2 separate regions of the Mus musculus genome follow, and region 1 is linked to region 2. The links are chromatin loops, found by intact Hi-C in ENCODE. Cell type or tissue: heart. All regions are shown on one strand. Links, peaks and the distances in the headings refer to the core of each region. The heading gives the core; the rest is flanking DNA. Region 1 holds the start of Gm38621 (a long non-coding RNA gene). Region 2 overlaps Macrod1 (mono-ADP ribosylhydrolase 1).

Region 1 (16,224 bases), core at 4,627-12,626, 70 kb before region 2:
GTCCAGCTGGTACCTGTCCCTCTTCCAGGCAGCCTTCTCTGGTCCTTCCTTGTTTCTGGTCTCCCTTACTATGTCCACTCAGGCTCCCCTGCGCCTCTGAGCCTGGACTCTGTCTAGCTCAGGGGCTGACTGTAGCAGACATGGGGTGAGAGGTGTATGCCTTGCCCCAGTTCCTAGTTGCTGAGCAGGCTGCATCATAGGAGCGATGCACACTGAAGAAGGTAAGCTTCCCCTTCCACTATGGCCAACAAGGATGCTGTCCACGTCCAGGCTCCACCCAATGTGGAACAGCCTTGCTGTTCGAAGTGCTTAGCTGCTGTGCAGAGCAGGAGTCCCAAGGGGGATGAGGGATGAGCGGGCTGGGCAGCCCAAGGAAGAGGACCAGCCCTGCCTTGTTTCTTAGGCCTGAGAGAAGAGCGGCATGTCTAGAAGCCCAAAGAACTCCAAAGGCAGAGGGAAGTAGCAGCCTTTCCTAGAGGCCAGTTATGAAAGGTCTATCCTCAGCCAGCAGAGACTGCAGAATCATGTATGTGTGTTTGTGTGTGTGTGTGTGGGGGGGGGAGACATTAGCAATTAAAAGCTACAGCAAAGACAGCCACTGAAGTTCTTATTAGTGGCTGCCATCAGACCCTATCTCTGTAACACCTGTTAGCCGCCCAGGGTTGTGATAACCTTCAAAACAAATGCTCTGAGAGAGGTTGAGTAAGGCCCGCTTCCAGCACGGTTGTGTCCTGCACTAGTGCCTCCCTCATCCTTAGCTCACACCCAGCACAAAGCAGGCGCCTGCATACTCACAGGGGAGGGCTGCCCGAGAGGGAACATGGGGTCCGTGAGCTGGCCTGGGGCACAGGAAGCTACTCATTCTGGCCAGACACAGGCTCTGTCTTCAACTGTCCCCTTTCTCTTCCTCCCTCTGTCCTGGATTCCAAGCCAGGCAGGCCCTCCAGCCGCTCTGGCCTCTACACCCCCAGAGAATCTAGGAAGCCCTGAGCCAGGTGCCTTTTGTGGCAGGGTTAGCACCTCTGTCCATGCCAGCCCCCACTCCCAATGCCCACCCGCCCACCAGGCCCTGCTCCTTTGCTTAACTTGACATTCTGTTTGCTTCTCCCCATCCCAGCCCCTCCCTGACTGGAATACTGATTTTACCCAGCGCTATGCTTTTTCAGAGCCAGGCGGAAGGAAAAGGCAAGTTCACGGGTAGAAGCAAGCCAGGGGCCTCCGTGAGACTCCTTCCACAACCATCTCTGGGGTACTGGCCACCCCAGAATGCCACCCACACCCTAATGTAGGCCAAGGATGGCACCAGCCAAGAACATAGCCTTTTTAATACTCTGGGGCATGCTGTTGGCCCTGGTTTGGGATGGCTGGTTTTTTTTTTTTTTTGGGGGGGGGTCTCCAGGAGGACACCTTGTCAGTTGCAAATCAGCTTCTGATGAGCACTGGACAGAAAATGGTGCCTCCCCCCCCCCTCCCCCCGAGCTGGACATCAGATGGCACAGTGACCTCCGTGGAGGGAACCTACAGATTTTATTTTTCTTTTTGAGGTCCCTGAGAGGCCTGGGGCCTTGCAAAGAGTTGGCAGAATGAAGAGTCAGCCCCAAATCACTGGATGATTTGAGCAATCCCTTGATCCCATTCGCTGTCAGGAGAATGGCCTCACTCTTGGGGCTCCTTAAGATGAGCATATTGCTATCTCTGAACACCAGTTTTCCTTTTCAGTGATGGACAAGGTATTCCAGGGTCATGGATGGTTTATAAAGCAGGCCCAGCAGGCTCCACATTTCAAGCCACCAGTGCCACCCTAGGAGCATGTGCTAGGGATGCCATGTCCCCACAGGAAGTGGTGAACATCCTGTGGTCTGACCCCCATCTCAGCCTCACATGGCATTAGCCCCAGCTCTCACACGTCACTCACCCCAAGCCCCAGTTTAGCATCCTAATGTCCCTGGAGTGGAGATTGAAATGATAATGGCAAGAGACCTGGCAATACATGGACCACGATAAAATCAGAATCTCTCTCGCATGGTACCGTGTCTGCTGTTACACAGTAGGCTACCCCTACTCCCAGTCCCATTCCTATCCCCTCATTGTCCTTAGAGCAAGCTACAGCCTAGGACCAATGACTGAGACTGCCCTGCCCTGAGGTGCTGAGTCCCTGGCCTGGAGCAATGTCCTTCCCCTACTCTGCTTCCTCTTACTTAAGGGCTTTCCCAAGAACTCAGTTGCTAATCTTTGTCTCAGACTATGTTTCTGCCAACCCTACCCAAGATGAACCCAAACTATTTCCTGGGGACTCAGTCAGTGGTGCACCCCACCCCTATTTCAGCCTGGTGCTGCCTCTACCACTGAATAGGGATCTGCTTGCGGGCCAGGCATGAGGCCTGGGCTGCCCAGTGCTTGGGCTACTGGCAGCCCCCCTCCCCCCAGCAATGCTCCCAGCTGTGTATCAAGTCCCCTCCTCCCAAGGCTCCCCTTCCCAGTCCCCAGGGCCTTAGCCACCTGTGAGCAGGCACAGCTGCCCAGGTTGGGTGATGAGCGGCAAGGTGGTTATTTTGCAGCCTTCCCTCCCTCAGGGGCCTCGTCATAAATTACCATCGATCTGCCGAGGGCCGGGCTGGGAAATAAAGCACTGGGCTCAATAATTGTACCCTGCTGCCCGAATTTACTTATTTGTGGCTTTCCTACCCACTAGGAAACGTAACGGTAAATAACCGCTGACGATTAGGCTCCCAGACAGGAAACACACTGTACACTCGTTTCCAGGGGCCACGAGGGCTCCAGTTCCACCGGCCAGCAATGCTAGCCTGGATTTGGCTTGCACTTTCTCAGCTCCTATCCTGGGCTCCAGACCTAACTGGGACTGGAAGCCTGGGGTGTGGGAAGCAGGCAGGGAAGGAGCCTCAGCCCCCAGCAGGGCTAGGGTGGCAGGACTGATGGGCCCCAGGCATGCTGTTGCCCTGGAAGATAGTAAACTTTACCACACCCACTAGGGGCCTGGGGGTTAACTCAGCCTGTAGAGCGTTTGCCTGACACAAACTCTGGAACTACACAAACCAGGTGTGGCGGCACATCTGTAACCCCAGCATCTGGGACCTCAAGGCAAGAGGAACAGGAGTTTAGGATGACCCATGGCAACTTTAAGACCAGCTTAGGCTACATGAGACCTTGTTTCAAAAAATGAAAATAGATGTCAGGCGGTGGTGGCTCAACACCTTTGATCCCAGCACTTGGGAGGAAGAGGCAGGCAGATCTCTGAGTTCAAGTCCAGCCTGGATATACAACGAGTTCTAGGACAGCCAGGACTATACAGAGAAACCCTGTCTCAAAATCAAACAAACAAATAAAACCCAAAAATAAACAACAACAACAACAACCTAAAGCCAGTGCCTGGTTTAAGTTTTCTGTTTCATAGGGGTGCAGCCAAGGCTCAGAGAGGTTAAGTATGTGTCCTGCCCCAGGTCACACAGGGCAGGGTTGATGCCAGCAACCTTATCATTTGTCCCTCTGTAAGCCGGTACAGACACCGGAGCTCATCCCCTGTCTCAGCAGCATCCTCATGGCCACTTCCGGCTCCATGCCCCTATCTTGTGCGAGTGGCCAGGCACTCAGGATGTCACTGGGCGCACCTAAGAGCTGGGGGTTAGCATGAGTGAGAGAGAGAAGTCCAGGGAAGCCAGAGCAGCCAGGGGAGGGGCTTGCCCTGCCTAGGGCCACACCCGTCTTCAAGTCCTATTTTAGAGCATGATGATGTTTCCGTTACAGATAGGGAAACCAGCAGCTAGGGTTCCCTGCAGGCTGAAAGCAGGGGGTTCAGTGGAGGGGGCAAGGCTGGAGCTCACTGCCCTGCTTGAAGCCTGCTGAGAGCAGGTATAATTCCTCAAGGGCCATCCACTTTTTCTGTTTGAGATGGGCTCCCTCACTAGCCTGGAACTCTCAGTGGTTTTCCAGACTCCTGGCCAGGGAGCCCCAGTCATCCACCTATCTCTGCCTCTCCAGCCCCGAGGTTCGTTTGTCTCTGTTGTGGTGGTTGTTTGTTATGTGGGTTCTGGAGATGAGAGTCAGTTCTGTGAACCATGTCTCCAGTCCCCTTGTCCCCATTTCACCAACAAAGCAGCTCAGACACAAATCAGTGACTTGTCACACAACCTTGCTGGAAAACTCAAATGAGGCAGGGGGGCAGAGTGCATGTGGCCAGGACTGACCTGCTGTGGAGGTTCTGACGGCCATGTTGGAAACCCAGCAGGGGCAGGTGAGATTCAGGTTACCAATTCCCAGAGAACCTGAAGCTCCCAGGACAGCCATGCCAGGGTCCCTTTGTCCGGAGGCGGTCCCTTTCCCCACCCTCTACCCTGGCCCCACCTAGCAGCCGAGCTTTGTGAAGTGACGCACACACATCTCTCCATCTCCTGGTTACTCTTCCCCCAGGTACCTACCTGGTTCCTCCCCAGGGAAGGCAGGGGTGACTTTTTATCCATTCACCTGAGCCACTTGGTCCCCAGGCAGTTCAACTTAATTTGTGCCAAGCACTTTCTGAGTAACGGAGTCCCTGGGGCCATGAAGTGAGGGAAGGACAGGGCAAGAGGTAATGGTGGGAGACAGGACATGCACTGCTGGTTCTGGAACTCTCAGGCTGCCCACCCCCGAGGGACTGGTCACATTGTACCCAGCCACCAGCATCACTCTTGAGCCAATCCAACCTAGTCCAGTTTTTCTACCTCTGCCACCTCCAGAAACGGGGGTGGGGGACACTGAAGACTACCAGGATATAGAGCAGGCAGTCCTGGGCTGCGTGTCCTACTACCCACTGTCAATTAGGTATATGTAACCCACAGCCACGTCCTGGTGTCTAGGAGCAGGGTCCATAAGGAGTCCTGTTCAAGCTCCACAGAGTTTATGGCCTCCAAGGGCAGACATCAGATAGCTGTACAGGTAACAGAGCCCATGGAAAAGGAGAAAATGACAGGCTCAGGAGTCGCTGGCATGCTCTGCAAGGTGGCTGGGGTGGGCAGACAGTGATGCTAGCAAGAGCTATGTCCACTTCATGATCTCAAAGGCCTGAAGAACACCACATCTGAGAGCCGGGCCCCAGCCTAGCACTCTGGGTGGGAGTGGGGATGATGGGGCATGGTTGGGGGTGGGGCATGGAAGGATGCTGAGTGATAGTGGAAAGTGATGGAGCATGATGGGAGGTACAAGCCCCACCAGCACCTCCAGACTCCCAGGAAACATGACCTTTATAGTTAAAGACAAGACACAGGTTGGGGCTCCCTCCTTTGTCCTGGGCCCTAAGCTGCTGTCCTGACCAGGAGCTCCGAGGGGAAGGATGGTTTGTGAGTACAGCACAGGTTAGTCGGGTAGGCGGTAGCAAGATAGAAGGCATAGTGATGAGCCTTGATCTAGTTACCATCAGGGACCCCAAGGGAACAGCAGTGAATGGGGGGGTATGGGGCGTATGTGGTGCAGGTGTGCTTCTGCGAGAGAGCAAATCCCAGGCCCCGCTTAACTGCACCATTATTTATTTTGATGCCTTCGTGGTCCATGTTAGGGTGCAGGTGAAATATGACTGTATCGTTTACTGGTGGGGATGTTAATTGCACGCCACAGAGAACAACAAACCCACATTTGAGGTATAGATCACTATGGCAGCCCCGGCAGACTGTGTGGGGTTGCTGTGTGGGGACTGGATAGTTGGAGGAAGTGCTCTGTGAGCAGCTCTGCAGAAGGAGGATGGGGGAGCACTGGAGATGTGGACGTCAGGGGAAGGGTCACCTCCCAGGTTAGTGTCTCTAGTGTACATTGTCAACTAAAAAATAAGAACTTTGTGACCTCTTCTGAGGGCCAGATAGGGCTGGTGACTACCTCTGTCCTTAGTACACACACACAGAAGCCACGAGGGTGCCAGGGGCAATGAAAATGGGTTAGCATGGCTGTCCCTCCAGTGGCCTGGGTTGATCTGGGTGTTGAGACCTTGGAGCTATGAGTGTAAGAACATTCCTTTCTTCTTAAACATTGTTGCACACTCTCTGCCATCCCTGGGCAGGAGCAGGAGTCAGCAGGGAACACGAGGCTGCAGGGAGAGGGCAAAACACCCCTAATGCAACATAGCCGCATGTGCAAAGGGCCTGGGGCAAAAGATAAAGTTTGAACTCAGTGTCTATAGCAGTACCTCACAGCACAGCGACTGATTGTAATCATGAAGTCACACTATGTACAAGGTCCTGAGAGGGAGTATATCAATGTGTGTGTGTGTGTGTGTGTGTGTGTGTGTGTGTGTGTGTGTGTGTGTGTGACTGATGGCAGACCTGGGATACCTCCAGAGCTTCACTCTTGCCCCTGTATAGAGAACATAGGCTCTGGGGGTATGCATTGCTGAGTCCTGGGGTACACATGGTCCACACTACCTCAGCTACAGACCTAGCAGAAGACAGAGTGCCAACCCCCAGTCCTAGCACCCAGAGGGGTCCTTCACTACTCTCTTCTAGCAGACAGGTCACAAGGACACTCACCATGTACAGGACAGGAAGGAGACCTGAGCCTCCTCCTCCTGAGCAGAGATAGCTTCTATGGTCCCCAGGGCCTCATCTCATTCTCCCTGTATCCCAACTATGTGCACTGCAGAGGAAACCGAAGCCTGGCCATGTCATGAGACCTTGGGCTTAGCAGAAAAGGCTTCCCTCTCAAGCATCAGGACCTGAGTTTCCTCCCCAGACTTAAAAAGCAGGGTGTGGTGGCAGATCTTTCTTATCCTTGTGCTTGGAGGTGAAGACAGACTGTCTCAAAGGCCTGAGGTATGACACGCAAGGGTGACTCCTGGCCTTCATATGTACAGTCACACACATCAATAAACCCCAATTGCTGGGAGGGGCCCCGCTGGATCCGACTCAGCACTGAGTTCCCACTCTGGACATCCAGGCCAAGCCCTTTGCTGGCCCCAGCGGTCAGTGTGGCCTGGGAGTCTCAGAGTCTGTCTGTAGGCCACACTCTCACTCCTCTGAACAGGCAAGCCCTTCAGCCCAACAGCCACTGGGGAGGAGAGGACAGCACCGTCCCTGATCCCAGTGAGGCCATGCAACAGCTACTGGCGGGGGAGGGACTTGGAGGAAGATTTATGAGCTGGGTCAAAATTTAATTTGGGTGGAAGATCCCGGCCAGCCAAGCCGGCTGCCCCAGACAAATGGCCTCGTCCCTGCTGGCTCACACCCCATGCCAGCCTCCCCATTCCTCTCCGGAAGGCTGCCCGCCGCCCGCAGAGAAATCATAGCACCAATTTGATTTGGGCAAGAGCGTCGGGAACTGGGGCTTGTTTGCACTTCGGTTTAAAATTGAACAGGACAGAATCAGCACTGCCTCTACCGGGGCCTCCCAGCCTTCCCGGGTGGCTTCTCCCCTGCCAGTGGGGCCCGCTCAGCCCACCTGCTTCCTACATGAGTCCCCAACAATCTTGGAGGCTCCACCTGACCTTCCAGCTTCTATCTGCCAAGTACCCCCCAATGCTCCCCATGGCCTGAAAGCTAGAGAGGCTTGAATCCCATTGCCATGCCAGGGAACTCAAGCAAGAGATGGAAACCGTGAACCTCCATGTTCCCATCTGCATAATGGGAACAGTGTCACTGCATAAACAGGCTGGATGAGGGGAGCTGGGACTGAAACATGGAGTGTTCTGATACGCATGTCCATGACTCTCCCACAATCCTCTGGGCTTGCTTCCTGCCAGGGCTTCTCCTTTATGGGCACGGCTCAGCAGCCTTTGTTCTTCCCAAAGGGGGTTGGAAGAGTGCTAGTATCCCTGAGGATGGGACAAGCTATTCTCATCCTCTGCCATTTGTTGGGTCCCTTCTAGTACTTCCCCAAGTGGGCACTGCCCACCCATATTACAGATATAAAAAGAGAAGTTCAGGGAGGGGGCAGGTGTACAGCCCTCTACCTCCCCAGCTCCTGTTCAGATGAGGGGACAGGAAGAAGGCGGGGGGGGGGGCTCTCTCTGAGCAGCATCTTCCCCAGTGCCCTCTCTCTGGCATGTTCCTGCTACTGTTGGCAGAGATCCAGGCCCAGAAATAGCCATGTCACCTTCGGAGGCTGAGTCCTGGGCTGCACTGCCCCAGGCCTGCAAGAGCTGAGAGCAGCAGGCAGTGGGAGGCCCAGGAAGCCAAGTGCACACAACAGGCACACTCCTGTATGTCGGGTGGGGATAGGCTCTGGTCTCCTCCATCTGGCCTTACCTCCTTCAGCAGCTCCATAAACAAGGCTCCAGGCAGGGGATGGCAGAGCCGGGGGCTGCTTGCACTGGCCAGCACTGGCCTCACACACACACATCCAGGATGAAGCCATCAGGGCCAAGACACCCTTCTCTGTATTCTTGGGGGATCTCTAACCATCCCCAAGACCTCTTGGGTCGTTTCTTCAGTCACCCTGAGTCTGGTTTCATTCCTCATTCATGCCATGCTCTGTGCCTATCAAGGCCCTGCTTGCTCTAGGCTGGGGGCTCAGCCCTGTCCCTTACAAGTGCAAAGCTAATCCTGCCGGCGTGGTGTGGTGTGCTCATAGGGGTGGAGAGATTAATGTGTCAACACATTTGCATTGGAACGGAGAAATGAGAAGCTAGCTCATGGTGAAGAGCTGGCTGAGGCCCTGCCAGCCAGCTCAGCTGCCACCCCCACCCCTGCCCCACCCCCACCCCCAGACCATGCCTTCCCAGCATCGCATCAGTGTATGGCAGCTACTGCTGCCCCAGCCTTGACCTAGAGGGGCAAGCTGGTGTGCCACGCCCTACACTGTCTCCCACTTGGATCAGGACAGCAAGTCCCAGCACTGACCTCGTGTCAGCATCTCCCAGCAGCCTCTCATTATTTACTTATGTGCGTGTTTATTTATTCCCGGCTCGACTCTGAAGGATTTGCAGTGCTTACAGAAATATAACAGGCAGATTCGAAGGGAGTGGGAAACCCAGGCGGCTGGAGTCCTCAGGCTGCAGTTCAAATCCTGATACTCACTCGGCCCCCTTTTTTGCCAATGTTGTCCTCTCTCCTCTCTGAGTGCAGTTTGTTTGCTATACAGAGGGATGATGTCATACAATGTATGATGCTTACAGTGGGATGATGCCATATAGTGGATGATACTTAGAGTGGGATGATGCTGTACAGTGGATGATGCTTACAGAGATGATGCTGTACAGCGAGATGATGCTTACAGTGGGATGATGCTTACAGAGATGATGCTGTACAGCGAGATGATGCTTACAGTGAGATGATGCTTACAGTGGGATGATGCTGTACAGTGGATGATGCTGTACAGTGAGATGATGCTTACAATGGGATGATGCTATACAGTGGATGATGCTGTACAGTGAGATGACGCTTACAGTGAGATGATGCTGTACAGTGGATGATGCTGTACAGTGAGATGATGCTTACAGTGGGATGATGCTGTACAGTGAGATGATGCTTACAGTGGGATGATGCTGTACAGTGAGATGATGCTTACAGTGGGATGATGCTGTACAGTGAGATGATGCTTACAGTGGGATGATGCTGTACAGTGGGATGATGCTGTACAGTGGATGATGCTGTACAGTGAGATGATGCTGTACAGTGGATGATGCTGTACAGTGAGATGATGCTTACAGTGGGATGATGCTGTACAGTGAGATGATGCTTACAGTGGGATGATGCTGTACAGTGAGATGATGCTGTACAGTGGATGATGCTGTACAGTGGATGATGCTGTACAGTGGATGATGCTTACAGTGGGATGGATGATGCTGTACAGTGGATGATGCTGTACAGTGGATGATGCTGTACAGTGGATGATGCTTACAGTGGGATGATGCTGTACAGTGAGATGATGCTTACAATGGGATGATGCTGTACAGTGGATGATGCTGTACAGTGAGATGATGCTTACAGTGGGATGATGCTGTACAGTGGATGATGCTGTACAGTGGATGATGCTTACAGTGGGATGGATGATGCTGTACAGTGAGATGATGCTTACAATGGGATGATGCTGTACAGTGGATGATGCTGTACAGTGGATGATGCTTACAGTGGGATGATGCTGTACAGTGAGATGATGCTTACAATGGGATGATGCTGTACAGTGGATGATGCTGTACAGTGAGATGATGCTTACAGTGGGATGATGCTTACAGTGGGATGATGCTGTACAGTGAGATGATGCTTACAGTGGGATGATGCTATACAGTGGATGATGCTGTACAGTGAGATGATGCTTACAGAGGGATGATGCCGTATAACCCCTGGAGGTATGTGCTACTGACCCCAGACCTGGTCTCAGCTGATGTGGCCACCCCCGGCAAGTGCTGGATACAGAGGTGAGCAGGGTAGTGTCTCCTCACTGCAGCCTCGTCCTCTTCCACCCTTAAGGTTCCCATAATTAGCATGTGTCCTTGGCCTCCAATATGCCTGGTGCTGATTCCCGTCTTCCCTCTATGGTCTCGATTACCCTGCTTACAGCATCATCCATGTCTCACTTGTCTCACGTGTCAAGTGCAGAAATGCTTCAGGTTCCTTTTAGAGAGAAGCTCTGTGGGTAGTGACATGTCAACATGCCACACACATCAACATGTCCCCACAGGGTAGAGGAGGGCAGCACACTGGAGTCTCATCAGGCATAGCACCAAGAAGTAGATGTCCATCCACCTCAGCCTCGCCCCAGCTTCCAACCTTGGAAGTTCACATCCAACTATCAGTTCACAATGACCCAAAGCCTCTGGTGGCCAAGCTGTCTGGGCATCCTCGAGCCAGACTCCTAGCCTTTCATCTTGCCTAAGGATTTCCCAAATTGTCCTGTCTCGTGTCTACTGGCTGAGAAGGACTCCCCACAACCCCAGGGCTCTGCTACCCTCTTCCCACCAGTAGTACCGCCATGGGCTGGGGCATCAGTCCTCATCCTCACGTGTCAGGCCCTGGTCCGACCTTCCTGCATGCCCCAGCCTGCCATCTGTGTCTCTGTTCAGCACGGAAGCCTCACACTTCTTAATCTAATTGTGTGAGCTGGTTGTCGTGGCGCCACACATGACCAATTTATTGATCAGCTGTGGAGATGGTGCGGCCATTTGGGAGGCAGCGGGTGGAAGTGCCAGTTCAGAGGTGCAGAACACTGCAAAGCCCTGGCCATCCAGTCCCTGGGTCTCAGCTCCCTGCCTTTCCCTTGCCACCCTGAAATTCTCCAAGGCAGCTGTTAGGGGGAGGTCCTCCTTGGCTGGGGACTTTGGTGGGTGGGATGCCATGTGGTTGATCTCCCAGACCTGGCTCTGGCCTCACCTCACCTGCTCAGGCCAAGTGGAAAAGCATTTATGGACTGCCAGCTGAACAATCTCCTCCTGTCCTGTCTCCACCTGCCTTGTCCCTCTCCTCTGTGGCCAGCAACCACAACCACCTGCTCTGACAATCACACCCGTGCTCACAGAACCCCATGTATCAGGCAGAACCCTTGGAAGGCCAAGACCTGTCTTGGGCCATTCTTGACATTCTGCCAACCCTGTCAGGAGGGTCTGGCCAGGCCAGGCTACAGAACCACAGTACCACGATGTCACCGAGTGTCCCAACCATTGCACAACTAGGGATCGAGTAACTCTTGGTGACTTCATTCTTTGTATGTTTATTTTGTGTGATGTGTGGACAGAGCCTGTGGCTTTGCACATGCTAGTATCTATCACTGAGCCACATCTCCATCCATGATAGATTTTAAATGATAAAGAAGGGTGTTTGGGCTTAATCCCAGCACTCAGGAAGAAGAAGAAGGTGGACCTCTTTGAGTTTGAGTCCAGTCTGGTCTATGTAGCAAGTTCCAGGGGAGCCAAGGCTAGACAGAGAGACCTTATGGAAAGAGGAAGGGGGAGTGATCACATGGGAAAGACCGACCTTGAACCTTAATAATAACACCTAATTGTGACCCAGTGCAGGGGGCTTCAGGGTTGTTGGGGGTCCCCTTAAGGTGCCCCAGCCCTCACTGGGGACCAGAGTTCTTGCTGCCAGAATTTGCCTGTTGTGGCCACCTGTCTTTCCCCTGAGCAGCAGCTGGCTCTCAAAGCCATATGGGAATCACCAGAGACCTTCTTCTCTCCCCACCTCCTCTCTCCTGCCTCCTGTTTCCCAACACCTGCTTCTAGGGTCCTTAATAGTATACATCTATAGAATGGGCACTTAAAGAGGGGGCATCCTGGAGGGTCATACAGGCAAAAACTGTAGTGCAAGGACTGTGTTCCTCTATCCTACACTTGATCCCTGCTCAACATCAGCTGTGTGCCACACACCATGCAGGTCCCTATCAGGCAGCTTTCACAGGGTCCTTTGACTCAAATTTTTGTCTTCATTTATAGATAATAAAGCTGGTGCTGCTTCTTGTATGACAGAAAAACTCTAGGGATGTAGCTTAGTTGATAGAGCACTTGCCTTTAATAATCTAGAATCAGGCATAATATTTTTTTACAACTATGAATACGTAAGAATCTACTGAATTCTAAAATTTAAAAGGTGTGCATGTGTGTGTGTGTGTGTGTCTGTCTGTCTGTCTGTCTGTCTGTCTCTGTGCAAATGCCATGTAAGTGCAGATGTCTGGGGAAAGCAGATGAGGGCGTCAGCTTCCCTGAAGCTGGAGCTCCAGGAGGTTGAGAGCCACGGGGATGGATGGGTGCTGGGAACTGAACTCCAGCCCTCTGGGAGAGCAGCAGGCACTGTTAATCATTGAGCCTTCCCTCCAGCCCCAAGGGGTAAGTCTGATGGTCTGAGAGTGATAGCCAGCCCTCCACACCCATAGGTTCTATATCTGCACATTCAAACCAAGCTTGGGTCAAAAGTACATGGGTGGGGGCTGTCTGTAGGCTGTGAACAATAAAACTATGCCTGTGCCTAACAAGCAAGGACTTTTTTCTTGTCATTATTCCATAAACAATACAGTGTAACAGGAATTTACATAGCATTTGCATTGTATTAGGAATTAGAAAGAATCCAAACACGATTTAAAGTATACAGAAGTATACTGGTGGGCTGTGTGGGAATACCTTAACAGTTTATACATACAAAGAGCTCCGGTTTCTGCGGGATCTGGTACCTCAGGAAAGGGGCAGCCTAGAACCATCCCCTGTGGATGCTAGGGGTTGGTTAAGCAGTTTAGGTTTCAAATGACTTTAATGGCTATGCAGCATTTGTCAAGCCTGCGGGAGGCTCTGGGTTCCATCCCCAGCTCCACCAAAATAAATAAATAAATACATAAATAAATAAAATTTTTAAAAACGGGGCTGGTATGGTAAGATGGCTCAGCAAGTAAGTGTGCTTGTCATCAAGACTGACAGCCTGTCTGCAATCCCTGGGCCATATGGTGGAAGGAGGGAAACAATTATCACATGCTGTCCTATAACCTCCACTCATGTGCCAAGGCATGTGCGCGCGTGTGCACCCACAAACACACACACACAAATAAGTAAGCAAATAAATGAATAAGTAAACAAATAAATGAATAAACAAACAAACAAATAAATGTAGTGGTGGTTTGTTTTTAAGACTTAAAAGATGAGCCGGGCAGTGGTGGTGCACACCTTTAATCCCAGCCCTAGGGAGGCAAGAGGCAGGCGGATTTCTGAGTTCGAGGCCAGCCTGGTCTACAGAGTAAGTTCCAGGACAGCCAGGGCTACACAGAGAAACCCTGTCTCGAACCCCCCCTCCCCCCAAGAAAGACTTAAAAGATGAAATTGAACCAAGCTTATAAAGAAACCAATCTTGGGCTCAGAGTAGGGAATTAGACTGCTCAGGGATGTCTGCAGATGTGGACCCAGGCCAGTTTAGCTCTTCCCAGGAAATTCTGTCCACACACACACACACACACACACACACACACACACTGTCTACTTCTCCTTCCTGGGGCCCTGGTGGTTCTCAGGCCTGACTTTACCTCCAAAGGGATGTACCCCCCTCCACTCTACCTCCCTAACCCTAACCACTCCACCATCCATCCATTCCTCTTCTCCAGAGATGTTAGGGCCCCTCTATCTTGTCCACCTCCTGCCCTCCTCTCCGACTCCAGCCCATCCTCTTACTGTATGCTGTAGTATCTTGTCTCCACCATCGGCTGTCCTATGTACACTGGTCTCAGCTTAACTTTCCCTCCCATCATCTCCTCCTTACCAAAGACCCCCCAGAAAGCCTAACCCTCCCTGTCTAACTCTCAGAGGTACCAGCAGCTAGGGGAGGCATGGCGGAGGAGGCGGAATTGTGTCCCATGTCAGGTCCGTGAGTCGGTTACCGGGGTAGGATGCAAGCCAAGGCCTCTCCCCTACTCCCCAACCCCCAAACCAGCACACACACAGTGGTCTGCGCTGCTCAAGGCTGCCCACACAGCAGTCAGCCAGTTGGCCTCTAGGAACCTGAATCGAATCCCAGTTCACCCTTACCTTAGAACAGAACCAGTCTTCACCGGGGTCCCCCATCTGGTCACCACCCCCACTCCACACCTTGGCTTTCTTTTATCTTCTGGAACTTGACACATCTGTCCCCACTTGGTGCCTGCTGGTCCCTCCACCAGGACACTCCCCAGCCATCCAGCTCCTTGTCCTCAAGCTGGCCTCTGCCCAAAGTCACCATCTGCTGCCTCCTCAGTCACCCTTTCTGAAGCAGCCCCTTCAGATTAACTCTGGCATCCCTGAATGTGGAGCTGTCTCCCTTCCCCGTGAGGTGCATGTGCACTAGGGACTGGCATTGCTGTTGCAGCAATGGTCAGAGGATAAGGAAAGGCCCTTGTCTCTGCATAGGGACAGAGTGCGCCTACCTCTTAGACCCCCAGGCTGAGCCCACCCAGGCAGCTCCCCTCTCGGTTTCTCCGTGGCTTGGAGGACTAGCCAGGGCGGAATAACCAGATTAGCCTAAGCGGCTCCTCTTGTTTCCTCACGTAATTGGATCGAGGCGGTGTTTCAGTGTGGCTGCATTTAATATTGTAATTCTGCAGCTGCCTCTCCGATGAGTGCAGCCACCAGGCAGGGCCATGCAGGGCTGTGGGCAGGGGCTCGATGCTAACAGGGTCAAAGGGCAGGAAGCAGAGATACTCTGTGGCCAAAGCCACCACTGCTGGGCATGGCTGTGGAAGGGGCCTGGGACTCAGGGCCTTCCACTTCCCTGTGCCTGATATCACATCTGAGAGACAGGGAGGGTCCAGCCTCAGGATGGTCTTGGAAAGGGGCACCGTCAAGGTGCATCGAGCAGCCGGCCACAGTCCCTAGCAGCAGGCCACAGCCCCTAGGAGTCCAAACATGTGTTCTGTCATCACTTTTCTTGGGACACGGCTAAAGAGACCTCAGAAGCCAAGAGCCCAGCCAGGTCTTCTATTTGTGGGTACTCCCTGGGCTGTCACATTGCTAGGTGACCCCCGAGACCTAAGCTTGGATGTTGAAAGTGCATCCAGGGACTAAGGGGGAAGGACATGTGGTAGTGTATTTGTGTCCCTTTGTGAATGTGACGGCTACTGAGTGTGCCCATTGATCTGGTCTTGGTGGACAGATGTCTGTCCTGAGAGTGGCACGTTTACCCTGTGAACAACACTCCTTACCCTCACCTCAATGCCTGGATCACCAGTGTAGCTCAGATGGTGCAGTGCTTGCCTTGGTTACATGTGAGTCTGAAGCCAACCTGGGCTACAAGAGATCCTGTATCGAAAAAGAAATGGGGCCTAGGGGGTTCTAAGACCAGGACTCAGCTAAGGAGCTAAGGAGCAATGCAGCCGTTCTGTTCTCAGATGCCTCTCCAACAAGGATGGCTTCTGCCACTGACCACATCTGGGCCCCGTCCAGACATAGATAAATCCCACTGCCTGACCAGACACCTGGTGGCAAATGAGTAGCCACCCTTGTGGTTGGTGGTTCCAGCTGGTTCTGAGCATTTTGAAGACCTCAGGACAGACCAGCTTCTAACACTCAAAGCATGACCCAGACCCTGCAAGTCTGAGTGTCACCCCAGATTATGGGCACTGGGACTTTGGGTCCCCCACCCTGCCACCCACCCACCCCTGCTTCCTACCCGCTCCACGTGACTGCAGCTGACGACGGCTTCCATCCATCACTCAGCCCTATTTTTAGGAGGTGATAACCCAGCTGTGAAAACTCACTCCCCATGAGGAAGTGAGCCTCAAGCAGGCAGTGAGGGAGGATAGCAGGGTACAGGGCAACTCACTGCAGACGGGGACAGAGGCCGGGGAGCATGTCTCGGGACCACACTGAGG
Region 2 (16,224 bases), core at 4,428-12,427:
TGGTGCACGCCTTTAATCCCAGCACTTGGGAGGCAGAGGCAGGTGGATTTCTGAGTTCGAGGCCAGCCTGGTCTACAAAGTGAGTTCCAGGACAGCCAGGGCTATACAGAGAAACCCTGTCTCAAAAAAAAAAAAAAAAAAAAAAAAAAAAAAAAAAGTATGTGCCACCGTGCCCCATGAGCACTTCCTTCTTGGTGGCCTCCAACTAGGCAGCCTGTGGGCCATGAGGGTCAGGACCATGCTCTGGCCTCCCCATACCTATGCTGAAGGCTGGACACTTCCGGGTCTCAAGAAACGCTGTGAAGGAGAGCAGGCAGAATACAGGCCGGGAGTAAACACCCATAATTCCAGTGGAGGCAGGAGCACTACAGAGCCATCCCCTGTACATAGTGAATTGAAGCCAGTCTAGAATTCAGGAAACTCTGTCTTTAAAAAATAAAGGGGGTGAGGCTGGGCAGTGGGGGCACGAGCCTTTAATCCCAGTGAAGGCAGGTGGATCTCTGAGTTCAAGGCCAGCCTGGTCCACAAAGAGAGTTTCAGGACAGCCAGGGCTACACAGAGAAACCCTATATCAGAAAAAAAGCACAGTGTGGAGGTGGGGGGGCAGAGGGCATCAAGATTGTTCAGTGAACAAAGGCGTCTGCCACTAAGCCTGACAGCCTGAAGTCCAACCACGGGATCCACTTTGTGGAAGGAGAGAACCAACTCCTGCCAGTTGTCCTCTGACCTGCACATACATGCTGTAACCCTGTGTACTGCTCCTTCTGGGTGGTCAGGGGTAGCCTTGCTTGTGCCCACTTCCTGATCCCCTATAAGCTCAGGCCCCGTTAGGAGCTCCCCAACCCCCATCATTGGCTCTTGCACAAAGGGCTGAGTATCCTATACCCAGAGTCTCGGACCCAGGCTCCCTGCTCCCAGCTGCCTGACTGTCCCTCTACCCCATGTAGCCCGTGCCTTTGACCCCTCCCGCACTGCACTTACCTGACTTTGTCTCTCTCTTTCTCTGTCTTGCAGCCAACAGCTCCCTGCTTGGAGGCGGAGGGGGTGAGTACTAGACCTTCCTGAGTCTCCTGTAAGGGTGGAGTGGGGGTGGGGTATGGGTCTCCTGTTTCCTTCTTCAGGTCCCTACAATTTCAGTCAGTCCCCTCTGGTGTATTCATTGATAAAGCTAGAGGCCTGGCTCCTCTGTAGGGTAACCTCCCCACCCCCACCCCTGACACACCTGAACTCAAGCCTCCCTCCCGGCTTGTACCTGAACACGCTGGAGCTGGAGGCTGGGGGCTGGTAGACAAAGCCTCACTCTGTGCCTGATGCCGGCTGGGCCTTTGAAAGCTCCTTGCTAATTGTCCTCAGCTTTTCCACTGTCTCTGCACCTCATCCATCTCGGCACTCAAAAACCCCAGGTGTCTGCCAGGTAGTATCTCAGACCAGCGCTACAGCACCAGGTAGGGAACGGGTGAGTGACAAGGGGACAAAGGCCAGTGCAGCAGGTGCCTCGAGAGGGGCAGCCCTGTGGCCCCACATCTGCCTCAACCAGCCTCCCACCACCCACTCAGCCCCTCAGCCCCCAGCTGCCGGGCAGCCACTGTCTGCGCAGTGGCGGCAGGATGATTGGTGAGCCACGGGGCAGGGGTTAATGCGCCGCGGGATAAATCCCGGGGGCCATGTTTACGGCAGCGGTGGCGGGGCCCAGGCCAGGTTTTAAAAGGGGGAAAAATAAAAGGGGCAGCGAAGGTCAGGAATAAATAAGCACGCACTAAGAGCTGTCGGTGACCAGCCAGGATGCAGGGGGCTGTTTGTGACTGAGGATGCCTTCCCTCCCCACTCTCCTCTAGCTGTCCCCGTGGAGGTCACCGCTTCCCAGGATGGGGGTTTGGTGCTCATCTATAGGCCCTTGGGGGCCTCTTTACAAGCCTGACCTTTAAGAGGAACAGGTCCCTCTGTGGTTGGTGACACCACACTCTAACCACAGTACCCTTCCCACACCTATTCATTCCTCACTCGGTGCTCTCCTGTGTGCACAGAGCTGTGAGCTGGACACTGACAGACCAGCCACGACAGGATAGTGGGAGGTCCCAGGTACATCAGGGCTCAGCATGAACACCGGGAAAATTTCAGGAAGGAAAGTGGGGCCTGGACTGGTGAGGAGAGGTGGGAAGAGTGTCCTGAGTGGAGGGAACAGACAGAAAGGCCCCAAGATGAAGGGAGCAGGGTATTGAAGAGCCTCAGCTGGCCAGAGGCCTCAGATGGCAGCCCAGAGACCTGAAGAGCAACGAGAACAGAAACCTTGGGAGGAGCTAAGGTGTTAGCATTTCCTCTCGGGAAGGCAGAGATGGAGGACGAATGTGGGCTTTCCAGCTTGCTATTCTTTTTTTGTGTTTTTGTTTTGTTTTGTTTTGTTTTCGAGACAGCGTTTCTCTGTGTAGCCCTGGCTGTCCTGGAACTCACTTTGTAGACCAGGCTGGCCTCGAACTTTGAAATCCACCTCCCTCTGCCTCTGCTGAATTAGAGGCGTGCGCCACCACGCCCTGCTCCAGCTTGCCATTCTTGACCCGCTCAAAACCCTCACGTCCATGAGAATCCCATCTAAGGCCCTCACTGTGGCTCAGAAGGACCAGCCACCTCTCAGCCTCCCTGCACTCCAGGCCTTCCCCACAACCACACCTGCCTCCCTGCACTGGGTTAGGTACACTCGCCTCAGGGCCTGGGTACTGTGGGTGGCAGGAGAGGCACACTGCACCAGCTGTTCTCCCATCCTTCCGTGTGTGGGGGGTAGGGATGTGCTTTTCCCGAGGGCATCATCCCCTCTTACAAGCCTTTACTTGAATACGGGTTTCCCAGAGGGACCCACCCTGAGTACTGGCGGAGGCTGCAGCCTGCAGTCCTCACCCTGGCTTTCACTCTACTGTAGTTGTTTTCTGAGAACCACCCCCACTTCTACCATGTGACAATTCCTCATCACTACCTTCACTGCCTTCTGTCTGTCCCTCAAAAGGAAAGGAATTGCCAGGATATGGGCCTGAACACTCTCCCATGAAGGGAGGGACTCGCCCCTGAGGGTAGCAGGCAGAAGTAGGCTAGGCAGAGGGGTGGCTTGCAGGCATCCTGGTGCTGCCTTAAGCCATGGGGTGCTCTGGCTCCCTTTTCAGCCTTAGAGGTGCGGGGAGGCTGGGTGATAAGGAGATGGGTGGAGCAGTGACCCTGGAGGAAGTCCGGCCTTTCATCTAAATGCAGCTAAGATTTATGGAGCCTCTGCAGCTAGGCCTGGGATACAGCCCTGCTAAGGAAATTGGGGCAGGTGGAAGTGCAGGACAGGGCCGTGGAGGGAGGAGGCAGAGCCTGGCGGGCCTGGCATCTGAAGTTGAAATGCAGCCTGCCAGTTACCCGGACATACCCCTTCACATATGACACATCTGTCACCCCATCACCAACCCTGACCCCAGGAAGACCCTGGGACCGATCGTGGGGGCCTGAAGTTCTTCCTGTAAGAGCTCAGGTCTCTACCTGCCCTTATCTGTCCTCCTCTCAGGATGGCCCTGGAGAAGCCTTGTAATGTCAGCCACAGACCAGCAGACATGCTACCAAGCTCTTGTCCCTAGCTCTGGGCCCTCAGACTGTACAGTGCTCAGTGCTCTACCACCAGGATGTCTTTCCTGAGAAGGTCAGGACCTAGGACACTGAGCTCTGGAGCCCCTCACGGTGACCTCTGCTCAGCTAGCACAAGCGGGGCAGACTCTATGCTCTCCGTGTGTCTGCCCAGGGCTGAGGGTCCGTGGGTACTCAGGGCTTTGCTCTGCAGTCAAGCGGCCCAATTTAGAAGTAGGTTTCTCAAGCAAAGGATGCTGGGACTTGGGCCTTGAAGACTGAATAGGAGTTTAGCAGGCTAGCAGGATGGAGAGATATGAGGGACGATGACCTGATGGCCTGGGGAAGTCCTAGTCTCCTGGTGGAGCTGGTGACTACCTGGGCCACTCTCTTCCCATGCCTCTGCCCTATCTCCCTGTGGAAAGCCAGTTATTGGCTCAATAAAAAGATGTCTGAAACACTCTCCTATTGTATGGTAAGGAGGGAGGCGGGTCCTAAATCAGGATAGGGATCGACAAGGCCCAAGCGCCTCAACTGTTTATTAGCACTGAGATGTTTACTTGGCGATGAGGAGCCGGCTTTCTCGGGGAGATTTGTGCGTTCTTTTTCAATTACCCCTCGTCTTTCTCTGCCACTTTTGCACTAAAGGGATAATAAATGTATCGGAGCGTTTCAATTATTCATCTAAATCATGACTGCGCCTGCCATGGCCAAGTCTTAGTGACAGATAAATTCAGGGCCGCCGCCTCTGCCGCCATGGCTGCCATCTCTGCCCCAGCCAACCAGCGCCCCAAAGGGCCAACACTGGGAGCCAGCGGTTGGGGTCAGACAGGTCCTTGGCAGGAGGGCAAGGCAGGCTGGGAAGGGGGAAGGAGCCCTTGTCCTCACCCTCTACCCCTGCTTGGGCCTCACGTGTTATCAGCCCCCCATGAAGCTACAGGAACTGAGGGTCCTACCTATCTGTTCACACATCGGCTCCCGGGCCACCCTGCACTGCCTCACCCCTACAGCCATATCCCAGCACCACATGCTGGGAGAGGCCAGGATGGTGGTGCATCCTTCCAGCCATCCCCTGGCATGGGACCTTTGTACCTGCTGCTGCTCCTCCGCCCTCCTGCCCAGAGTCCTACCTGACAATAGCTCCTGCTGGCCACACCCCAAAATCTAGGGATGGAGAGCCTAGCACATGTCATCTCTATCTTGAACCATCCTCAGTATTCTGTCACCCTTGACAACTATTCAAGATCTGTCTGCCCCATGTGCACCATCAGGACCACTGATGGCACAGGCACAGGTGGACAGCACGTGTTGGGAGCACACTTGTCAACTGCCGCTGTGCTCGGCCATAGCCTCATACTTGTGTGTGCAGCCTGCGTCCTCTCCCCTCACACAGGATATGTATGAGTACACTGTGGCAAGCTCACACTTCAGCGGCTCACCGGGCCTCTCAGTGGCTCCTTTCTATCTGCCCGGATCTCTGTCCCTTTGGCTCACCCATCCTTTTCTACCGCTCTTCCCTCTGCTTTCTTTTCCCCTCGCTTTCCTTTGTTTCTGCGAGGATTAGCAAGGCCTTTGAGTATGGGACCCAGCCTGGCCTTCCTGTCAATTCTTTGCAAGCAGCTAGCTGCCATCACTGCTGCTAATCTGTGATTGTTTCCGTGGCCTCTGGGAAAGCTGGCACTGCTGCCCTGATGAATGGTAGCCTGACTCAGTGGAGAACTTAACCTCCACAGCCTGTGGGCCGCGGTTGGTCGGTCGGTGCTCCAGTGCTCCGGAAGCCAGGGTGTGTGAAGTTGCCCCACCCCTCTTTGGCCACCTGTGGGACTCAAAAGCAGCAGGTAGCTTGAGAACTCCCAAGAGCCAGGAAGCTTGCTGGACTCAGTGTTGAGCCTGGGCCTATCTGCAAGAGTAGGGGTGCAGCTTTAGCACAAAGAGGGACCCTCAAAAATGGCTACGTGCTGGGGGCTGGAGAGATGGCTCAGTGGTTAAGAGGTCCTGTGTTCAGTTGCCAACAGCCACATGGTGGCTCACAACCATCTGTAATTGGGTCCAATGCTCTCTTCTGGTGTATTTGAAGACAGTGAGAGTGTACTCACATATATATATATATTTTTTTTTTAAATCTCAAAAAGACAAAACAAAACAAAACAAAACAAGGCATCCGGGCAGTGGCGCATGCCTTTATTCCCAGCACTTGGGAGGCAGAGGCAAGCAGATTTCTGAGTTCAAGGCCAGCCTGATCTACAGAGTGAGTTCCAGGACAGCCAGGGCTACACAGAGAAACCCTGTCTTGAAAAACCAAAAACCAAAAACCAAAAACCAAAAAAAAAAAAAAAAAAAAAAAAAAAAAAAAAAAAGGCTAGATGCAAGCTGAGGGTGTTCTTCACAACTGGCTAGGCACAGGCGTTAGGGTGATTCCTAGGTGCCTTACCCACAGTTCCTGCCCCTAGGACTGCAGTCCTGCACGTCTGCCCCCAGATTTACAGGCTGGGACTCTCTTTGGTCCCTCCCAGTATGTTCTATTACCCAGGGCTCCAGTACAATATCCCATGCTAGCGGGACATTTTGGACCACTGAATGGATGTATTCACAAACCTCCCACCTCCTGTCCCGTTCCATCTTCTCATGTCAGCCCTGTTGCCTCTTCCCTGGTAGTGTGACACACAGGACTGGTCTGTGGCTTCCCCATTACATGTTCGCTACAGGGTACAGTGTATAGCTTCCCAGGGCCAGTGACTTGCTGTCACAGTTGAAGTTTTCATATTGTGGATTGGTGTGAGCCACAAAAGGTTTCATGAGCCGAGTGTGATAGGTCTTTCCTTACCCAGGCAGAGGCCCTAGGTCACCAGCTTCCACTTCCTGACCATCACTAGGAGAACAGTGCCCTGGGTAGCTCCTCCCCCTGAGTGACACTGGAGTCTCTCTGCAGCTTCATTTTGCAGATGAGGAAACTGAGGCACCCTACCCTTCCTAGCAACTGGCCTTCCATGAGTAAGGGGTGTGAGAATTATCTTCCTTCAGCATCTCTGCTCCCTGCCTCATGGCCACTGCACTCATGCCCTGCCCCCAGTAGGCAGGATGCCACCAGGCCCTGCACACGGCTGCCGAGGATCTTTAATAACTCGAGTGCTGTGCATGATGAATGAGGCCCGTGGTTGTGTACATAATGAAGCCCTAATGTTTTCAAATCCCCATTTAAGGAGCTGATCTCACCCCGTAATGAATGTCAGATCACATCACAGTGATGTCGTCCATCCATCTTCTCCCCGGGGCGCCCACCCTCCTCGGCACCTCCAGGATGCAGCCTCGGGAGGGTGGGCTCTGTGTCCTTCCCTGGGCCCTGTACAGGTCTTGTGTTGAGCAGACATCGAAGGAGGGCTGTCTGGGAAATGAAGGGCCAGAAGTTGGCTGTTTGGGTTCTAACCGGGCAACATCAGTATCTCTGTTCACAAGTTCTATCCAGAAAGAGGAAGAGAGTGTGGGGCAAGCCAGAAGAGAAAGGTCCCAGGACTCAGTGGATGGTCTTAGCCCTCGTGGAGGGGGGAGTCCAAAGGTCAGCAGTTCAGGAATCTGCCTCAGCGCCTTAGTCCAGTGGACTCAGCTCCCCATCTGTTCAGCCAAGCTGTTCTTCTGAGAAGGAAATGGACAAGGACCAGTGCACAGGGTCTGGCTGGCAGCTGTATGCTGCACCAAGGTGTGGCTGCTGTGAGCTGTCCTCAGGTCAGAGTCCATGCAGGACTGAATGTCCAGATGGGGAGAGGTCCCCTATACCTTCTTAGACAGAGAGTCCCTGCCCTTGCCCCGCCCCCACCCCAGCCTGTCGTCCTAGAACAGTGCCGCAGTGCTCAGGTCTCTGCCCTTGGCTGTGAGTGTGACAGCGTGATAGACAAAGGAGCAGCCTCTTCCCAAGCCCACACCAAGCAACAAGGGCTTCCTGACAGCCAAGGAAACAGGTACAGAGACTGCACCTTGGAGACAAGGTGGAAGAGCCCAGAAAGGGGAACTTGTCTTGGCAAGCTCCTTGCCTGTGTCCCCAAGGCCAGGTGGGCTGTCACTCTACAAACTGGATCCCTATTCCAGGATGGGCAGGGCAGAGGTGGGAGCTACCCAGAATCCTCTCTTGCTCATGGCTGTGCCTCTCTGAACCTTTGCCTCCACTTCTTGTGAGACAGGGCCTAGCAGTAGAGACCTTGGCTTCTGCTCCACTTCCAGCTGTGAGATCTTGGAAAGTTGTTGACTCCTCTGGCTTTTGGTTGCCTACCTGCCAGCTGCCTCCTGGCCTAAATCAATGTTCCCTACAGATCTTTGGATACCTAGGCCCTGAGATTCAGAGAGATTGAATAACTAGCCCAAAGTTACCAGCAATCTTTAGCCTGAATTTTGGGAGAGAGAAATCCCAGTAGAGGATGTGACAGGGCCAGCTCCATAGAGTGGTAGAAGGGAATGGGGATAGCTGACCCTTTGGCATGGGTACAACTGCCCTCTGAGTCCCCTAGGCTACTGGCTCCTCTTGTTCCTGTAAATAATTAATTAGCCCCTGCTCGCTTGTTTGTTTAGCATGAGGAATGCTCCCCCACTGAGACACATTTATTGCTGAATAAATTTAAATATCTAATCTTCCCTTCATGAATATTACAGCACCCTAAATAGAAGCCAACAGTCCTCAGTGCCTTACTGGAGTAGTCCCCACCGGAGTTTGCCTTGGCTGGTCTGCAGAGGGTCAGGGTCCAGCCCTTTCCCCCTGCCATGAGATAGCTCCTACCAGCCCCATTCCCCCTGCTTGCTGGGAGAGCTGTGCTGGGACAGGGAGGGAGGAGTCTTCTGAGTCCCAAACTGACTGTCAGGTCTGCCCACAGTTACCAGTAGGTTGTCCCTTAGCATCTCCCAGGCTTTGGGGGACTGACTAGACAGGAAGGCAAGGGGCTGGGGTTCAGTGAGATGTAGGGATTAGGGAGGGCAGCAGTAGAGGAGAGGCCTGGGACAGAAGAGCCCAGAGTGGCCAGGGAGGAGACAGCTAGTGTCTGAGAGCAGCTTGGTGGGTGGCAGTAGTATACAGCCCTATGGATGAGCCGCACAGACCAGAGAGATGAGGGGCCCCAGGCCAGATACTCTTCTGGGGGATGTATTGGTTCAGAGAGAGAATAGATACCAGGCTGCAGGGGTAAAGAGGGAGGGCAGGGAGACAAAATATGACAGAATCAGTTGCCAGAGGCAGATAAGCACTGGCACACTGGGGGTGGGGGTGGCAAAAGCAGCCACATCATGGTCCCAGTAGAGTCTCTGAGCCTTCGATGTTTAGTGTGTGATCTATGCCAAGTTTTACTAGCCATGCCTCAGCATCTTCTATAAAGAAGGGGTTGGCAGCACCTCCTGAGTGGGGTGTGAGGCTCCAACAAGACAATCTATGGGTCTGGCTCAGCACCCCAAGGTGTTTACTGCAAGGAGGTCCAACGGGAAGGGATGGAGGCTGACCAGCTCCACCACAATGGAAGGATGCTCATATCGGACCAAGTAGACAGGAGGGTGTTGACCAGGCTTAGACTGAGCTGCAGGCCTTGGTGTTTGGTGAGAAAGGACTTTACCATTTAGTCTAACTGACCTCTGCCTCCCAACTGTTGGGATTAAAGTCACTGCATTCTTCCCTGGTGAGAAGCCAGCTACTATGGGATGGACATCACGGGTGGTAGGGAGACAGGTCTTGACAGTGGACATCCAGAGGAGGGTGGGAGGGTTGGGTGAGGAAGTGGGGCCAGGCATCTGAGACCTGTTTGGGGAAGGGTAACACAAATGTGTTGGCCAGGGCCTCATCTTTGGTTTTGGTCACAGTCAGGAGGTCCAAGTCCTATTCTAAAAGTTGGTAGAGGACTCCTGTGCCAGTCCTCTGTGCCCTCACTTCCCCAGGCTAGCCTCAAAGGACTAACTGCAGACTTGTTCCTTTGAGCAGGGTCTGTATTTCCACACGACCCTGTAGCCAGCCAAGGTCTCCTGCAGGACACTTCACACTGGAATAGCAGGTAGTGGAGTGCCAAGGGGCTGAGACTGATAGCCAGGGCCGGTAGGTTCCAGGAATGTCACCTCCTCAAATCCCAGTGCTCACCTTACACGACTCCCTCACCTCACCACAGACTCGCCATGCCATACACTGTCTGTTATGATAGGGGCTAAATCACTTTGTACCTGATCAAGCCCAATACTGCTCAGCTAACAAGAATTAGAGTCTGACTTCAGGGGCCAAGGACACTTGTTGCTCTTGAAGAGAACCCAGACACAATTCCTAGACACCACATGGTGGCTCCCAACTCTCTGTAATCCCAGTTTCAGGAGGATCCTAGACACAGTGAACATACATGCACGTAGGCAACACAGTCACACACATAAGGTAACATGGACAAATCTAAGAAATAAAATAAATAAGAAGCCGGGCATGGTAGTGCACGCCCAGCACTTAATCCCAGCACTCGGGAGGCAGAGGCAGGCGGATTTCTGAGTTCAAGGCCAGTCTGGTCTACAAAGTGAGTTCCAGGACAGCCAGGGATACAGAGAAACCCTGTCTTGAAAAAACAAAAACAAAACAAAACAAAACAAAACAAAAAAAACAAAAAACAAAAAAAAAAGAAAGAAAGAAAGAAAGAAAGAAAGAAAGAAAGAAAGAAAGAAAGAAAGAAAGAAAGAAAGAGGAAGAAAGAAAGAAAAGGAAGAAAGAAGATAGAATAAAAAGAACCAGAGCCTGGTATAGTGGTGAACTCCCCTAGCTCAGAGTGGAGGCCGGAAGGTTAGGGGTTTAAGTTTAAATTGAGGCTAGCCCAAGCTACACAAGATCATATGGCTCAAATAAAAACCAAAACACAACAAATATGAGAAAAAAGAAAAAAGGTCAATTTACTTAGCACTGAGGTATATAGCTCATCGGTGGGATGTGTGCCCTGGGTTCTGTCCCTGGCACTACCCTACCCTGCAACATTTATTTTTTCTAACATCCTATGAGGTGGGCCTCTGTTAGACCCAGAGAAGTAGTGATGAGCCCTGGGTCACTCAGGCTGCTCACCTTCCCTGCCACTGCTGTTCTGTCCAGTGCTGGGTCCTCTGGGACATCCCACCCAGAACAGATACACTGCGAGTCCTGGGAACTCCAGGCTTCACCCAGGCTCAGGACTCAGCACCCACTCTGCAGAATCCTGCCGAGGAGAGCAGGGGGCCTGAAATACCCTGCCCTGAGCCATTCCCAGGGTTCTCCAACTCTGGGAAACCACCCCAGTGCCAGCTCTGAGGAAAGTTGAAAATTAGGTGTAATTGGAAACAGGAAACAGAAGAGAGGGGTGTCCAGTTGGTGGCGCCCCATCCTGGGCAGGATGCAGGAAAGAAAGGGTTAGGAGTCTGTAAAATGGAGTCAGAATTTTTTGTTTGTTTATTTGTTTGTTTTGCTTGCTTTATGCCAGTGCATCCAGATGCCAGGCAGTAGACTTTCTCAAGGATAGGCCTGGGCTCCATCAGCCCTGCCATCTCAGGGGGCACTGTCCACATTTTGCAGTTGAGATCCTGGTAGAGCAGACAGGGGCAAACCAGTACTTGCCTCAACCTGTTTGGGCAAAGCTACATGGTTCTTGGGTGAGCAGCAGAGTTGCCTCTGGGCTTCTGCTGGCTCTGGAATATAGCAGCGTTAGGAGTTGTTTATCTGGGTCTGGATCCCCAGGGTCACAGAGAATCCCAAGAGCCTCCCTTGGATAAACAAGCCTGACCTTAGTTAAGCAGGATGGCTAATGCTGACGAGTCTGCTAGTTGCCCCAGCAGGGTTTGATAGACACCTGAGAGGCCTGGTCCCATGGGAAGGAGTTGGAAACCCTAGGCTCAGGCGCAGGATTGGACCTGTCATTTGGAACTAGGTGGCCTCGGCTCCTCAGACGGGATTAATTGAGGCTTGGATTTTGAAGCGGCCTAATCAAAAGGTGGGCTTTGGGATCCCACCAGATTCTTAGATCTGAGTGACCTCCGGACGGCTCGGACCGGACAGAGAAGCAAGTGGGTGGGCCAGGCGCGCCCCCTGCCGGTCGCCCCGTGTCTCTTCGCTCCAGGGTTCACTGCAACTCCTTGCAGCCTCAGTTTCCCTAAATGTGAAACAAGGGGCGACAAGAGCAGCCTTGGAGAGAACTTTGTGATGCCAAGTGGGCCAGTGCATAGCCTTGGAGTCTCTTGGGATTGGGTTGTCATGCATGCCTGATTCTTCAGGGATGCAGGGAACCCGACAGCTCATTTCTCCCGGTCCCCTGCAGTGGACGGCTGCATTCATCGGGCCGCGGGATCCCTGCTCACGGACGAATGCCGCACCCTACAGAACTGCGAGACCGGCAAAGCCAAGATCACTTGCGGCTATCGGCTGCCAGCCAAGTGTGAGTGTTCGAGGGGAACTGCCCACAGTCACAAGGGGGTGTCTTAACGTTAAGTGTAAGGGCCTGGCCCCTCTGACACTCAAGATAGCAGTTGGCAAATGGCTGGAGTTACAGCAGAGAGGAGAGTGAGAGGGCAATGTCAAGGTCTTTCACTACCTAGCAGTGACGTGGGTGGGCGGTCACAGTGTGTGCTGCAAGGGTGAGGTCCTTCTAGCGAGACAGCATGAGAGAATGATTGAAACTGTCACCCTATCCTAGATGTCATCCACACGGTGGGGCCCATCGCCGTGGGCCAACCCACTGCCAGCCAGGCGGCCGAGCTCCGCAGCTGCTACTTGAGCAGCCTGGACCTGCTGCTGGAGCACCGGCTGCGCTCAGTGGTAAGAGTCAACTGGCGGCAGGGTCAGGGTCAGGGTCATCAGGGAAGGCACCAAGTAACCAAGTCCCCATGTCATCTTGCCCTCTCTTCCCTAGGCTTTCCCGTGCATCTCCACAGGCGTGTTTGGTGAGTCTGGAAAAGCCAGGCCTGGTGTGGGCAGTGGCTCCTCCCCCGCCTTTCATCGAGGAGGTGGGTGGGGTGGGGCGGGGCCAGATGTGGACTCACCAGACCCTGCCCTCAGGCTACCCCAATGAGGAGGCTGCAGAAGTAGTGCTGGCTTCGCTGCGGGAATGGCTGGAGCAGCACAAGGACAAGGTGAGACCTGACAGAGGTTGGCAGTGAGGCTGAAGCCTGGGTGCCTAGCGCTGAGCTGTGGCGGGTCAGTACCTGCCCTCCCCCAGCCCACTCCCTAGGCCAGGCGTATTTGTTGTGAGACAGAGATGGGAAGGGGTGAGTGTGCAGTCTGAACCCCTTCTATAAATGGCACAGTGAATTCTCCAATCTCCTGTGGTACCCATGGTAGAGACCCCGCAAGGGCAGGTGCATTTGGGGGAGCACACAGTACCAGCACTGAGAGGCCAGTGGAGGCCTAGCCCAAGCTGAGCAAGTCTCCCTGGCACAGGTGGATCGGCTCATCATCTGTGTGTTCCTGGAGAAGGACGAGGGCATTTACCGGGAGCGCCTTCCCCATTATTTCCCAGTAGGTATGTGCCCTTTTCTCCTGGCCACCCCAGGCCAGCCTACCCCTCCCCCAATGCCCCGGGGCATCTCTCACTGTCCTCTGCCTTCCAGCCTGAGGTTCCCACATCCCACCCTGAACAGGACTGGTAAGCAGGGCCTGGCCCAGTACTGTGTGGCCGCGCTACACTACTAACCTGGACCTCTAACACCCGCTCAATCTGCTATCGCTTACCTCCATGCAGTGGGGTGGTGAAGGCAGGGGGGGGACCCTGGGGCTTTCAGAAGTCCTCAATTCCCTTTAACCTATCTGCTCTGCCCTCAGACCCACCCGGGCCTGTAGGAATTCGTTCCCAGCTTTGAGAGGTCTCAGAAGCCTACAGCTTGTTCCAGCCTGGCCATCACAGGGTTCTGTCCTTTCCTTCAGCCCTGCCTTTCAGAAGCCTCCTAATAAAGCTGTCTGGCTCAGCCCTCACTGTCTGGGTCTGGCTGGGTTCTCCTCCCCCCACCCCCCAAGGTAGCCCCTGGTAGGGGTGGTGTCTTGGACATCTTGCTTCAAGAGGCTACAACAGCCCTGGGTGAGCCAGGAGGGTAGATGCATGGGCCAGACAGCAGAGGCAGCGGCAGCAGCACTTCACATTTATTGAGGGCCTGCCCCCAAGGAGCTCACAGCCTGGGCTGAGACCCCACATGTGCTGGGGGTGGGGAGGAGAAGGCAGGTAATGCAGATATGGCCCAAGCAAAGGGGGTGCAGAGCAGGCACAGGCAGGGGCTCTGGGGAACAGGGGACAGGCAAGCTCTACTAGAGTGTCTCTCTCACACCAGGTCAGCTCCTCCAGGGCCCAGAGGATGCCTAGCTGCTCCACCCACTCTAGGCCAGCCTCCTCCCATGAATCTCTCACCCCAGTACTCCTCAATCATGCAGGCCCTTGAAGGTTGGCAGAGAGTTGTATCTGGGGCCCTGGCCAGAACAGCAAGTCTGTAAGTGCTTTGTATGGGTGGCTTGAGACCTCTGGTCAAGTTCCCACAGAAACCCTTGGGAGGCTAAGGAAGAAAGGGCAGGCCTATGGGAGCAGAACTCCAAGGAACCAGAAGGGGCCCACAGAGGCCTGGTCCCTTCCAACTTCTCTTGGCAGGAATGCTTGGGGTAGATGGTTGGAAAGCTGGGGACCCATCCTCGGGAAAGGGACAGCCAGACACAAGGCAGCCAGCGGGCAGGTAGGGAAGGGCGGCAGAGCAGGGAAGCGCACACTCGGGCTCACCACCAGCATCCCCTTTAATAAAACATGGAAGGTTCTATGACAGGAGAAGGGAGGAGTGAAATATGACCATTTACAACCACACACAAAAAAAAAAAAAAAAAAAAAAGAAAAAGAAGAGAAAGAAAGAAAACCCTCTGTACATGTCTAGCGCCTGGCAGGGGAGGCAGGCGGGGCACAACAGGCCAGCCGGTCCTATTTGTAGAGGATATCGTAGTGTCCAGGTCGGTAGAGAAGGTAGACCTTGGGCTCGGAGCCCTCGGGGAAGACGTGTGGGTTGGTGGTGCCGCCCTCGCCGCGGTCCATGTACTCCACTTGGATGGACACACTGAGGGCCTGGGCCAGGGCTATGATGTGGATGTGGTCGCTCTCCTTGCACATGGGTTCCACCTCCTGTGGCACAGGGGCAGGTCAGGCCTGTCCCAGGATCCCTCCCCCAGGTCCCACAGCTCACCCTGGCATGCCCCACCCTGACACAAAAGAGAAAAGGAGGGCCCCAAAGCAGAGTGAGAGAGGAGGTGGCACCTGCTGGCAGAACTCCTTAACAGTCCGGCCACCCTCGATGAAGTGCTCGAAGAACTTGCTCTCCCGCTGTAGGTAGCCTGAGGTGAGCAGTCGCAGGTAGACCACAAGGTAGTCTGAGGTGCTCTGGTCATTGAAGGAGGCCAGCAGGTCAGCTACTGAGGTCTGCTTCTCCACCTGCTCGATAAGGTCCATGAACTGCCCCACCCAGGGACAAAAGGTAAGATGAGGAAGATGGCAACAGGCCACCCTTACCATACATTAACCCAGCCTGAAACTGGTGGGCTCACTCACCGTGTTGTGGAAGTCTTCAATTGTGAATTCAGTGAAGCCCTGGGATACCAGGTCCTCTTTACTCTTGGCAGACACGGCTTTGAACCTGCAGGTGGGAAGGAATGGGAAGCCAATATGGGCTCCTCGGCTAGCAGAGCAAGGCCCTAGCCAGCCCAGTCCTGCCTAGACAAGGACACCCACCAAGCTCAAAAAGAAGTCCCCAAGCAACCCAAATGATGGGTAGCCTAAGGCCCTGACTTCCTCATGAGAGGTCCAGAGCCCCAGTGCCTGTCGTCCTCACCGCTGCAGTTCCTTGCTGTCATCTAGCAGTGCCTCCAGGTGGGAGAAGCCAAACGCTCGGTAGAAGCAGTTGCCATCAGGCCGGGTCTTCCGTATGTATGAGTACTTTTTGTGGAGGTCCTGCAGAGATGCAGCTCAGCTTAACATTCACCAGCCCAAGAAATGGCTAGAACAGCAGGTGGCAACTGAGCTCCCACCTCCTGGCTTCTGAATGGGGACACCAAGTAACCCACTGGCACTCTTGGAAGCTATGCACTTATGTGTCAATGGTTGTACGGTCGCCAGCCGCTAAGCCATGTGGGTACCACTGGCTAGAGCTTTGTTTAAAAACAGGTGACTAAATCTGTCCTTGACTAATACAGCTTTTTAAGGTCTTTAATGCAAGCAAGACAAACGGGAACAGGACAGGCCATACTACCAGCTGCCCTGCCCAGTAGGGCTCTAGCCACAGAGAAGCTCTCCCTACAGTCTGGGGCTAAACTGGCTCTCCAATACACTTTCACCTTCTAACCATGCTGCCCACAACAGGGACCACCTCCTTCAGCCCTTCCTGCTTCCTCGAGATGAAGCAGTCCCATGACACAGACTCCTAGTACTGCTTAAGCAGGTCTTACCCATCTGGACAACCCTGGCCCTGGTCACCCCTTGTGCCTGCTCCTTCCTCAGATGACTATCCTCAGACAACTGTCAGTAAAGAGAGTCCTTTTACACTGAAAATATGGCCCTGACATTTCATCTGCCACTATGCTGCCCCAATATTCACTACCAGCTCCTGTCCCTCAGATTCAAGGACACCTTCCTATCAGTTTTGACTCCAGAGTCATATAAGATCCAGGTAGGCCTC

What was found. A loop is a pair of places that touch in the nucleus more often than their neighbours do. Peaks named below come from ENCODE experiments on the same cell type or tissue, not always from the same donor. Only the 100,000 strongest peaks of a DNase experiment are listed, where the experiment ranks them.
Region 1: it touches region 2 in a loop (1.9-fold over the local background); 2 of 42 quality-filtered maps call a loop at or near these places.

Annotation. Positions count from the first base shown.
Region 1 is chr19:7,114,381-7,130,604 of GRCm38, forward strand. All of the region lies in intron 3 of Macrod1 (mono-ADP ribosylhydrolase 1), which reads left to right. It overlaps Gm38621 (a long non-coding RNA gene), which reads left to right and starts at 8,660. Exons shown (of 2, transcript XR_877703.3): 1 at 8,660-16,224. It also overlaps a transcript of Flrt1 not described here. In heart, for the core only: no CTCF peak of the experiment used is centred there; DNase peaks (open chromatin) are centred at 7,115 and 8,071; H3K4me3 peaks cover 1,023 bases; H3K27ac peaks cover 3,361 bases; H3K27me3 peaks cover 1,850 bases.
Region 2 is chr19:7,184,562-7,200,785 of GRCm38, forward strand. Macrod1 (mono-ADP ribosylhydrolase 1) reads left to right here. Exons shown (of 11, transcript NM_134147.4): 4 at 1,015-1,044; 5 at 11,853-11,969; 6 at 12,228-12,349; 7 at 12,444-12,474; 8 at 12,590-12,663; 9 at 12,971-13,052; 10 at 13,141-13,175; 11 at 13,352-13,501. The coding sequence ends at 13,145. Otub1 (OTU domain, ubiquitin aldehyde binding 1) reads right to left here. Exons shown (of 7, transcript NM_134150.2): 4 at 15,382-15,500; 5 at 15,102-15,186; 6 at 14,811-15,005; 7 at 13,645-14,678. The coding sequence ends at 14,481. Among named protein-coding and RNA genes, the nearest start is that of Otub1, 14 kb to the right of the region's middle. In heart, for the core only: no CTCF peak of the experiment used is centred there; DNase peaks (open chromatin) are centred at 11,510, 12,050, 12,330 and 12,350; H3K4me3 peaks cover 993 bases; H3K27ac peaks cover 185 bases; H3K27me3 peaks cover 1,891 bases.